Linked DNA regions of Mus musculus: all the other regions are linked to region 1. The links are chromatin loops, found by intact Hi-C in ENCODE. Cell type or tissue: left cerebral cortex. All regions are shown on one strand.

What was found. Hi-C counts contacts between places; a loop is a spot of excess contacts. Peaks named below come from ENCODE experiments on the same cell type or tissue, not always from the same donor. Only the 100,000 strongest peaks of a DNase experiment are listed, where the experiment ranks them.
Region 2: a loop joins it to region 1, with 5 times the contacts of the local background. A loop is called at or near these places in 2 of 42 quality-filtered maps.
Region 3: a loop joins it to region 1, with 5 times the contacts of the local background. A loop is called at or near these places in 2 of 42 quality-filtered maps.

What each region holds. Positions count from the first base shown.
Region 1 is chr15:93,822,938-93,826,937 of GRCm38, reverse strand. No RefSeq gene overlaps it. Among named protein-coding and RNA genes, the nearest start is that of 9430014N10Rik, 100 kb to the left of the region's middle. In left cerebral cortex, no CTCF peak of the experiment used is centred here; DNase peaks (open chromatin) are centred at 1,579 and 1,866; H3K4me3 peaks cover 1,041 bases; H3K27ac peaks cover 2,277 bases.
Region 2 is chr15:93,749,342-93,753,341 of GRCm38, reverse strand. No RefSeq gene overlaps it. Among named protein-coding and RNA genes, the nearest start is that of Gm41386, 39 kb to the right of the region's middle. In left cerebral cortex, CTCF peaks have their summits at 1,293 and 2,143; DNase peaks (open chromatin) are centred at 1,314 and 2,262; H3K27ac peaks cover 614 bases.
Region 3 is chr15:93,608,289-93,612,288 of GRCm38, reverse strand. It overlaps Gm41385 (a long non-coding RNA gene), which reads right to left and starts at 577. Exons shown (of 5, transcript XR_001781750.1): 1 at 1-577. In left cerebral cortex, no CTCF peak of the experiment used is centred here; DNase peaks (open chromatin) are centred at 1,253 and 1,762; H3K27ac peaks cover 1,050 bases.

The sequences.
Region 1 (4,000 bases):
AGAAGGCATATTGCATATCCTGTATAATACCTATTCAATAAAAGATGGTGAATGTAGTCACATTTTCACATCTAAGATAACTCCTTTAGAAGAAAGGGAGTTGGCTTTGGTACAGGCTTCCAGAGGCTTCCTGGACATGGTTTGTTGGCCGATTCCTCTGACGCCTGTAGCTGTTCACACATCATGGAGGGGCAGTCCATGGTTGAGCAACCATTAACTCACATGTGTGAAAAAGACAAAGAAAAAGAAAAGGGTCCACAGAATTCTTCAAGGTCACATCCACTGTACTGAAAAAAAATCTGCCCATAGGCCCCATTTCTTGACATGTCTACTACCTCGAAATAACTAAAATGAGGGCCAAGCCTTCAGCTTGAAAGCATTGGGGAACAGGTCAGCCTCCAACTTTACAAAGGACGTTCTTCCTCCACTTGAAGTGGAACTAGATTGTACTGATGAAATGCTATGTCTGTATGTTTGGACTTACGACTTCAGGGGGTCACCCTGCAGTTAATACAAATGTCCTTTGTATCCGTCGCTGCCGTGGTCAGCAGAGCTCGCTGGGCTTTAGCAGCAGGAGTTAGAACGTGTTCCTCCTGCATCTCATACCCACAGCAGCACCAAGACCACCGGACAATCCCCCCTCACTTCAGAGGCATTCTCTAGCATAACATCTTGGGGCAGCCTCTGTAAGTTTTAATACCACAGCATGTCAATCACCAACAGATCTTTATCCATTTACCCTGAGACCACTTAAGGAAGGACGCTGATTGAACTTGACAACATTTTAAGAGCGCCTTCATTTGGAGGGTTAGCAAGAGTAAGGACTGAGAATGGCATCAATTAGTGGAAATACCGCTAATAATATAAAATATTGACATAGGCAAAGATGCACAGGGGGTAAGCAAGATCGGTGACAGCAATGCTTGTCTGCTAAGGATATTCTTCTGCTCCTCGTGCCTCCAGCTCTCTATCCGATATTAAAAGTGCCGAGTTAAAAGAACGGGGTATATACCCAATACGACTGCTAATTGAATGCATGTTCCTTCTCCCCTCACCTACCTGGAATAGTTTTCCCCCAAACTTGTCAACTTTCAGAACTCACAGATCTGTCAGGCAAGTAGCTCAGCTCACCCATCCCCCACTCCCACCCCCTCCCCCACCCCCTCCTCTCAGCCTCCAGAAAACACATGCATTTCCATATGCGTTATTGTGTGGCTCCTAAGGAGTATTGCTTCTCTCTGGAAAGTGTGGGAGACACATCGCACTTTGCGAGACAGCATCTCCGAGAGCAGATCTGTCATGACAACGTGGCTGATACACTGCCCTTCCGGTGGTAGGGGTTACGCTCCGCCTGGGTTACGCAGGACTTGATAGCTCAATTGTGCTTAATGAATGAAAAACAGCGAGTTTAAAAATAACACGGAAAGGGATGCCAGTATTTTACACGGGCCAAGTTTAGCACTTCCATATTACATAACCCTCCTGAAGATGAGAGGACTACATACTTCTACCAGCTTCCCCCTGGATTTTTCCAAAGCCGGAAGTAAATCCCCATCCAATATTCCCACCCTCCTTATCTGCAGCTATATTTACCCCCCACGAGGCTCTTTCCCTCTTCTGATCCTAGCTTGCTGTCTGGTTTCCATATGTTAATCTCTGCCACTTCAGTTGTCCTGCAGACCTGCTTCCAGATTGTATCCCACTTTCCTCTCCTAGTTAAAGCCGCGGTCCCTGTTAACTCTCTTCTCTCTGATGCTTGCAAGGAATCGGCTTACTTAGAGTCCACCCTACCTCACTGATCTCTTGCCATAACTCTGCCAGTTTCTCCAACTGCATCCCAAAGGCGTTTCAGATGCGCTCCTGAGCCGCGGACCCATTATGTCATGTGCCTACACGTTACATAAAGCCCTCTGGAAACAGAGAACTGTAGCGGCTCCACTGTAAAGATACTCGGCTAGCAGCACTGTTCTGCAGATGTCAGGAAATAGTCTCTTCTCCTTCCAGACTAGCCAGGAACACGGGTCTGAAACACAGCAATAAATAAGTCTGTTAAGCATAAGGCCCTTTGAGACTGCTGTTGTCTTGCCACGTGGTAATGGAGACGAGTTAAAGCTGCCCTTTGTGAGGAATGCTCAGAATAGCAAGCTTTCTCCCAGCTCCATTCAGGCTGGTTTCTTTCTCTCCGTCCCAGAGTATTTATAGCCCGAGCCTCTCGGGAGGCTAATTACATCCTGTCTGCAATTATTATCTGATTATTTTTGTGGTGCATAGGTTGTCTCTGTGGTTAAATTCTTCGTTCTGACAAAACAGTTCTGCCTTGTGGGTGTTACCTTCCAGTGAGTGATCTCTTAAGACTCTACTGTAATCTGAATACATGTCATGATGGATAGCCTTATCCATCCGGGGCACTTGAAGATTGCCATGCAATCCTGAATCTCGTTTAAACCTTCATAATAAGATATAGTCCATTCTACTCCAAATCCAGATTGTCTCTCTAGATAGGGAACCAGTTGCCAAGGTCTTAGTGTAGAGATTCCAAAGGCTCAGGACAAGCTTGACTGAGGACAACATTCTCTGTCTCCTAGGTCTAGCATCCTGCTCCTTCCTGACTTCTCATCAGGACCTCCCAACGTACCTGCTAAGCTTCTCAGCTCTGTGGGTCTTGCTCTGCTCAGCTCATTATAAATCCTCAGTGGACAGAGAGTCAAAACTAGACATCATACGTACTTCCCACAAGAACCTTTTTTTTTTCACCCATAAAAATGGCTACACCATGCACAGACGTGTAGAACTAAAAATCCAGAGAGCTCCAAGGTTCGACATGTTAGACAGGGTTTTTCAAAAAATAGTTCCCTATGGAGTTAATGAATTCACGATTACACAAAAGGTTGCTATACACAAAATTTGCCATATGGAAAGGTAGTTTGTTTAGCTGAGGCAGTGGTAAGGGAGTTTTATTAGAAGGCTGACCTGAAATTTTTACATGAAATGATTGTATCTTCAAAAGGGATGATGAAGCATACAGAACTCACTCAGCCACAGAAAACGACTTTCAGTAGGGTCATTCCCAGAACACATTTTAACAGATGTTTCAGGATTGGATATATAACTAGAATGGTGTTTTAAATGAAAATATAATTGCTTTGATATTCCTGGACAATGGAGCTTAACACCAAATTTTCTTCCTAGTCCTTGGAACTCAATGGGCCACTTCGTTGGATTGCTACCTGTTCTCTTTGAGGCTATTAGCCTGCCATATTTGTTAGCAATAGAAACACATAATACACACTGCAAAAAAATCAGTATTTCATAAGTGCTTCAATAGTCAAAAGCACGTTTTTAACTTTTTGGAATCTCTATTCTCAGGATAGACCTTGGCAATTTGGTTCTCGTCTAGAGAGACAATCTGAACCTAGACAGGAGAGAACTATGTCTTCTTACGAAGACCAAAATGAGATGCGGGATTACATGGCAACCTCCAAGTGGCCCAGATGGATAAGGCCTCTTTTGTGTCATTCTATAAAGAACTCAGCTACGATGGGCAGATGCAACTGAGAGAAAATCTGTTCAGAGTGAAGACGAGTTTGAATCCTTGATGTCCAAAGTCGGAATACAGTTTTTGGAGTTACCTTTTCACGCTGTAATCAAGCAGATCGCTGCTTATGAAACCCAGTATTCTACATCCAGGAAGCTGTAGAGGCTTGTTTGCATCTTAAGTGACTGCCTACCGATCCTATGTTATCAGTCATGGCAATAGAAGGCAAGCAAACATGACTTTTAAATGATGCGCTTTATCAAAAGCATAGACTGACCATCACTGTAGCTTGTAGCCCGTGTTGTGTAGCTCAACAAACGGGACTGTATGGAGTTTCTAGCCTTGGGGGCTAATGTTCTCACGGAACTCCTCATAAACCCACCTTCATAGGGCAACTTAAGTTGCTTTAAAAAAAAAAACTGTGTATGAATGTTTGCTCATACGTATCTATGTGCACTGTGTGTT
Region 2 (4,000 bases), 74 kb after region 1:
GAGGTAACCCAATCACAAAAGAACTCACATGATATGTACTCACTGATAAGTGGATATTAGCCCAGAAACTTAGAATACTCAAGATATAAGATACAATTTGCAAAACACATGAAACTCAAGAAGAACGAAGACCAAAGTGTGGACACTTTGCCCCTTCTTAGAATTAGGAACAAAACATCCATGGAAGGAGCTACAGAGACAAAGTTTGGAGCTGAGACGAAAGATAGACCATCTAGAGACTGCCATACCCAGGGATCCATCCCATAATCAGTCTCCAAACGCTGACACCATTGCATACACTAGCAAGATTTTGCTGAAAGGACCCTGATATAGCTGCCTCTTGTGAGGCTATGCCGGGACCTAGCAAACACAGAAGTGGATGCTCATAGTCAGCTATTGGATGGATCCCAGGGCCCCCAATGGAGGAGCTAGAGAAAGTACCTAAGGAGTTAAAGGGGTCTGCAACCCTATAGGTGGAACAACAATATGAACTTACCAGTACCCCCAGATCTCATGTCTCTAGTTGCATATGTATCAGAAGATGGCCTAGTCAGCCATCAGTGGGAAGAGAGGCCCATCGGTCTTGCAAACTTTAAATGCCTCAGTACAGGGAAACGCCAGGGCCAAGAAGTGGGAATGGGTGGGTAGGGCAGTGGTGGGGAGGGTATGGGGGGACTTTTGGGATAGCATTGCAGATGTAAATACAGAAAATACCTAATTAAAATAAAATTAAATTAAAAAGAATATGAGAAGCCAACTGAAGATGTATGTAGATCTTTGTAGGTGTACATGTGTGTCTGTGTGTGTCTCTGTGTGTGTGTGTGTGTGCATGTTACCCACAAATCTCTTCTTCCCCACCCCTCTGTGTATAGAATAGGGTTTTATAATCTAGAGCATGGATCTTCCTGTGTGTGTGTGTGTGTGTGTGTGTGTGTGTGTGTGTGCATGTTACCCACAAATCTCTTCTTCCCCACCCCTCTGTGTACAGAATAAGGTCTTATAATCTAGAGCATGGATCTTCAGCTGATCTGAACTGATGATATAAAACGCAAGACACCCACATTAAACCGTAGCGTCGGATAGTAAAAAAACGTCTTTTTGTCTGTGCTTTTTCTGGTTATACAGGATAGCTTAGAGCTATATTCACAGAGAAGAATTCAGTTTGGAAAGAAAGAGAAAAAAAAAAAACCCTTCATTTGTTGGTAGTATAGTGCGATAAAGTTCCAAACTCAGCTTCCACAAACCAGGCAAGACTACCGGCAGGAACCTGCCATTCTGCTGCATGCGCCGCTGTTGCACAGTGAGTGGGTGGAATGTTTTACTCATGACGTGACGCCTGCAGGTCTCCCGGGAAGGCCTTTTCCAGTGCGAAGCACTGAGGAGCAGATCTCTTCACAGGAAAGATGGTCTTCTCCGTACTGAGCTCTACCGTGGCCATCCCTAGACTGTGGTAAATGGAGACCTGACCACCGCGCTGTGGGTGACCAGGGGGATGGAAGCGGAGATCCTGAGAGGACACCGCCTCTTCCCTCCCCCTCTGCCAGCCACACCACATCAGCAAACTCTTGCCCTACAGTTCATCTCTCACCTGTTTGTACACGCAAGATGTGTTTGACTCTTTTTTTTTTTTTTTTTTTTTGAAAAGCAGATTTTTCCAAAATCAACTTCAGCTGAAACCTCTTTCCCTCTCTTGCTTTCTGGCAGTCCGTAAATAAGTGACACGTACTTTTTAAAAATTCAGTGTTCAGCTGACACACTAAGCTCTAAGCTTGGAAAGTGTGCTCTGAATGCTGAAATTTCCCAAGCTGGAATACGATACACAGTGATATTTAAATCCCAAAAAGATAATGTTTCACATGCTAAGAACATTCATTTAAAATATAGATAAAGGATAATTTCAACTCTATTACTGTAGCTTTAAACTATGTTACTTGGAGGAGAAATAAAAATGTGACGGTCTCACTGAAGCAAAAATCTAATTTTCAGTGTGAGGAAAGAATATGAGAATCTAACTGAAGAAATATACAGTTTTTTGTAGATGTCAATAATCCCGAATATTTTTCTTTAATCACTAAAGCAAAGTGTTCATAAGGATCTCCCTAATTGTCTACCCATTTCCTTCCCCTCTATCGGTCAGCACCAGAACTGCTCATTTCCTGCCAGCAGCTATTTTCTGTCTGCCCTCTGGGCTGCTGATGTCAATCTCTACAAGCAGACGCAGCGAAACCTTCGATCTGGTTGAGCAACAGCAGGGCCTCGCCTTGGAGCCGGGTGGAGAAAGCAGGGGTGTAAAAGCACTCAGAGGAGATTACAGATGGCATCGCTGCCCACTGTGGAACAGAAAATTATGTGGTGAGAGGATGTCAGGCATACAACCATTGCCTTGCACACCTTCAAATTATGCACCCTTGTGAGCCTTGAGCCAAAGAAATCAACAGAAAGAGAGTGCTCACTTTGCCTTGCACACCTTCAAAAAAAACAAAAAAACAAAAAACCTAGAAGTAGTCTTTCCACCTCAGAATGTATTCTATCTTTTCGTGTCTCACTTTAAATGTTTCCTCTTCCTGTTAAATTTACACCAAGATGAGCAGTGCCTCTTGAGAGCTGCATCCATTTTTTTCTAAATGAGACTCTGGTGTGTTAAAAAAAAAAAAACAAACAAACAAAAACAAAAGAAAACAAAAGCCCTGCATCTTTCTCTCTAACTGAAACTCACATGTCTTTTGACCAGCATCTTCCTAACCTGCTATTTCCAACCCACTGGTAGCCACCATTCCTATTTTTGGCTCCCATGAAATTGAATGTCTTCTATTCTACATATAAATCAAGTTACACAATATGTCTCTTTATGGACCTATCTTATTTCACTTAGCATCATTTAGCATAATACTCCCCAAGTTCTTTTGTTTAGTTGAAGTCCCACCTCATATCAAATAACAAACGAGAGAGAGAGAGAGAGAGAGAGAGAGAGAGAGAGAAGGAGAAAAGGAGAAGGAAAGAAGAAGAGGAGGAAGAGGAGGAAGAAGAAGAAGGAGAAGAAGAAGAAGGAGAAGAAGGAGAAGAAGAAGAAGAAGAAGAAGAAGAAGAAGAAGAAGAAGAAGAAGAAGAAGAAGAAGAAGAAGAAGAAGAAGAAGAAGAAGAAGAAGAAGAAGAAGAGGAGGAGGAGGAGGAGGAGGAGGAGGAGGAGGAGGAGGAGAAGGAAGAGGAAGAGGAAGAGGAAGAGGAAGAGGAAAACTAGATGAAGTGCTACAGAAAGAGAGCTTTCGGTAGGACAGGGTTCGGTAAAGGAAGAGAACTGAGAGAGAGAGAGAGAAAGAGAGAGAGACAGAGACAGAAAGAGAGACAGAGAACACATATCCATCAGTATATGTGAGATATATCTCAGAAAAGAAGAATCATGAGGATGCCTTACACAATGGAGGTCGAATAGTCCAACACTGGCTGTCTCCATGCTAGAGAGGCGAGAACCCTGTAGCTTCTCGGTCCATAAAGCTGGACGTCCCAACATGGTGCTGACTACTTGGAAGAATCCTGGATAGTCAGTGGTCTCCAGTCTACATTTTAAGTCAAAAAGATCCCGGATTCTGATGTCAGCAAACTTCGGCAGTAGCGGTGGTGGCTGCAACAGTGGCGCAGGATAGATACCTTCAAAAGCAAGAAGTAAAAACCAGTAGGCAAGTAAAGCTGCTCTTTTCTTGGGTCACTGTACCTAAGAGAGGGTCTTATCCCCTCACCACCTCCAAGGTGCCCTCACAGATCTGCTCAATGCTATGTCTTAGTCAATCCCAGATCCGTCAATCAGACCATCGTGATTAACCATCCATCATGGTTAGCTTTGACCATCAACTTGATACAACCAAGACTCCTCTGGGAAGAGTCTCCATGAGGGCCTATATATGTTGGTTTGGCCTAAGAGCATATTTGTGAGACATTGTCTTAATTAGGTTAACTGATATGAGAAGCCCTAGCTGACTGTGAGCAGTACCATTCCCTAGACAGG
Region 3 (4,000 bases), 210 kb after region 1:
CTTGCTGTAAACTTCCCAGAAAGGAACAAAGGAACGGTCCAGTTTCCCAACCGTTTGTATACACCTCTGTCCTTTTGTCTGTTGCTTTGCCCTGCTTTTTGCAGCCGCGTCTGGATACAGAGATGCTTGAAGTCGTCTTTCCATTAAAAAGCCACTCACTCGCTCTGGTCACAAAGAGGGGCAGATGGATGACTTTATCCCAAAGCCCAAGTGCAGGAGCAGAGGGCTAGAAGGGGAGAAGAGAGCGCCAGACGCTCATTACAACTCTCCCACCTCCTTCTTAGCGCGGTGCCGCTCTCTCCGTTCATGAGTATAAAACGGCTGCCCAGGGTCCCCAAGATCAAATATTACGTTTTTTAAAGAGATACAGAATCCACACTTCCAAACCCAAGGAGAGAATTCTAATGGGCCCAGATGCATATCCTTAACATACAGGAAGTGTTGGATCCTATTCCTTCTAAGCTGCTGGGAGCCAACCATGATGAGCAAAGCATTCTGGGTAATGAGTAGCTGGTGACCCACTGGAAGACAGGATAATAGTGACTCCTCTGTGACTGAACCAGAAACTAAGTGGGAGTGGGTGAGATCACAAGCAAAATACCAGCGCCATGTTAGCCGAGAGGGAAGCAGGGAGGGAGGAGGGGGAGGGGGAGAGGGAGAACAACATGGATGTTTAAAGGGGGAGATGAACATCAGGTAAGGGTCTGAAAAGAGAGAGAATCTGAACAAGAGAAGAATAGTAGAGGAATACATTTGACACAAGAGAAGAAAAAGCGTTGTATGGAGGGGAATAGGGAGAAAAATATAGAAGATAAGAAAATACTTAAGGAATAATAAATTCTTTTATTGATGATTATTATATATTTATTTTAATTTATGTAAAAAATTGTTTAAGGTTATTTGTGAGAGACAAAGCCTGAATAATTGAATATGCAGAATACAGGCCTGATTTTTTAAAAAAGGCCCAGGGCAGGTGTAGTGGCCTTGGAAACGGCTCTTTCTACCTGTTTTGGAAGCTGACCCTGCTGAGTTACAGCTCTTAAAGTAAGTCCTCTTAAGCTCTCGCTCTCTGATCATTGTCGTCACAAACATTCTGGGGGGTTGGGTCGGGTTGTGGGAAGAGGAGGCTTGGCTGACCGGGCTGCGGGCAAAGCCTGTGTCATCGTTGGAATGAGCGTCACCGCAATCTGCTTCTTTGGCTGTTGTTCCTTCTCTGCCTAAAGCAAGGAACGGTTTAAAACCAGGCTCTCAGGGGAAAGACAGATCCTCTCCTTAACATCTCCCAGACTCGGAGTCCAGCGCCCTGGGTGTTGTAAAGTTCCTGTGTGTCTGTTACATATCACCACAGCCACCGTGTCTCCTAAATATAAACGGTATGTTGAGAAAATGAAGCGTCGTTGCAGAAGTGAACCGAGCATGATGAACCGCTCAAAGCAGGAAGCCCGTATTAGCAGGGCTGGGAGAGCATCCCAGCCTTGGGCCCAAGGGCCATAGCTCAGCTGGAAAGCCGTGAAACCGGAGTAGAACGCTGTTTTGAAGAATGAGAGGCCCCAGGGTGTCTCTAGGCACCAACATAAAGGCTCTGAGCATGCGTTTAACATACATGAAACATAGTCCCATCCTCGAATATTCATGTCTAAAATTAGAGCCCCCGAACAAAAAGTCAGCAGCCAGCAAGCAACGTTTGGATTTAGCTCCGAACTAGTTTGCCAGGTCTCCCACATACACCACAGCCCACTCCCGGGACTCTGGAACACGGATGTGTCACTTTCTCCCCATCTGTCCCAGAACACTCGTCCTCCACGGAAACAGGGCAATAGCAACACAATCCCCGCTCTCTTCTCCGCCTCCGGCCTCCACTCACAGACAACAGGAGAGAAGAGAGAGGGATTGTGGGAACGGAGCAAGCCTGAGCTCACTGAATGCCTGATGTGCGTGGAGTAACGGACTTCGACGCCAAAGCAGAAGCATACAAATGACAAGCGAGATCATTCGGTAATGCAAAACACATTCACTGTGGACACTCCCCGTGGAGGGAGATGAGCTTTGCGAGTTGACTGGAATTCTTGCCAAAGAATTTTCCGGAAGACCATTTATCTCCAAACCTTGGGGCTCTTAGCGGTTGTCATCCTCACCCTCCTTGGTAGAGTTTATGGCCATGAAATTTAAGAGTGCTCTTTAAGAATCATCCGTCCTTCCTTCCGTCAGTCTCTCATTAATTTATCAACACTTTTGGGGGTTCGTTCAGGTCTCCAGCACTGTAGAGGTGGAAGGTAGAGTAACTGCTAAGATTCACAATCCCAAATCTTATGTAATGGCATAGCTTAAGATTGTGCCATATACCTATCAGTGAATTCATTATGTGGTTGGTTTTAATCTAAAAGAAAACAAAAAAAAATCAAATTGCACTCAGTAAAAAAAAAAAAAAAAAAAAAAAAAGATCGGCAGTTACCTAGCAATTTTATTCACATCGATCGATAATATTTATGGCACTAATTTTAAAAGTGCAATTTGGTGATGGTCTGATAACTAATGCTACTTACATAAACAAATGATCAAATATCTTTACTCAAGAAAAGTCTTCCGAGTTACCTCCCCTCCCCCCATCGACATGGAGCCATTGAACCAAGGCCAGCCAATATATCCCTTCCCTGTGGAGCCTGCAGTGTGGAGGGAAAGGTGTGAATGTATGTGAGTGTAAACAGGGTTAAAGGTCATGACACCCTCACAGGGAAAGGCTGAAAGCGATTCCTGGGTGGCCCCTCCTCTTGGAGAGGAGTACTGAGGCCAAAGGGAGACTGAATTGGTTTACCTCTAAGCTAAACACCTCGTTTGAGTTTCTGCATGGAGGAATTGAATAATGGCAGCAAAGCAGAGAACGAAGGAGGCGGAGGCCTCCATGTACAGCAGTTGCTGTATAGCTAAGTGACTTCTCATTTCTGAGTGGCTGGTGGAATTAAAGGAAGAAAATGTGATAAGAGAGCAGATACTTGCATGGTGGTTTGAGCATGCTTTGCCCAAGAAGTAACATTATTAGGAAATATAACCTTGTTGGAGTAGGTATTAGCCTTATTGGAGTAGGTAGGGCCTTGTTGGAGGAAGTGTGTCACTGTGGGGGTGGACTTTGAGACCCTCTGTCCTAACCACATGGAAGACCGTCTTCTCCTAGTGACCTTCAGATGAAGATGTAGAACTCTCAACTCCTCCTGCACCATGCCTGCCTGGATGCTGCCATGCTTCCTCCTTGATGATTATGGACTGAACCTCTGAATCTGTAAGCCAACCTCAAGAAAATGTCCTTATAAGAGTTGCCTTAGTCATGGTGTCTGTTCACAGCAGTAAAATCCTAACTAAGACTACTTGTTACCATATTAAGTCCGGCAGCTACAGAATACAGCACTATTGTTGCTCTACTGCAATTGCCAAATACTTGAAGAGTCTTCATTGAGAGTTACTGAATCCCCAGCACCAACTACAGCACTGGGGACCTAGGAGGCTGTGATGGTTTGTATATGCTTAGCCTAGGGAGTGGCACTATTAGGAGGTGTGGCCTTGTTGAAGTAGGTGTGTCACTGTGGGTATGGGCTTTAATACCCTTGTCCTAGCTGCCTGGAAGTCAGTATTCTGCTAGCAGCCTTCAGATAAAGATGTAGAATTCTCAGCTCCTCCTGCACCATGCCTGCCTGGATGCTGCCACACTCCCACCTTGATGATAATGGACTGAACCTCTGAACCTGAAAGCCAGCCCCAATTAAATGTTGTCCTTATAAGAGTTGCCTTGGTCATGGTGTCTGCTCACAGAAGTAAAACCCTAAAACATAGGCCATCCAAAAGCATTTGATAAATGAATGAACGACTAAAGGAAAGGAGTTCTTAGATAAAGAGCACATTTGAATTTCATGAACTCAGACGAGCAATGTGCCGCTGTACCTCCTGCCTTGGGGTTTTGACACCCAGAGCTATATTGAATACAGTCAGGACTCAGTCACGTCTCCTTCCC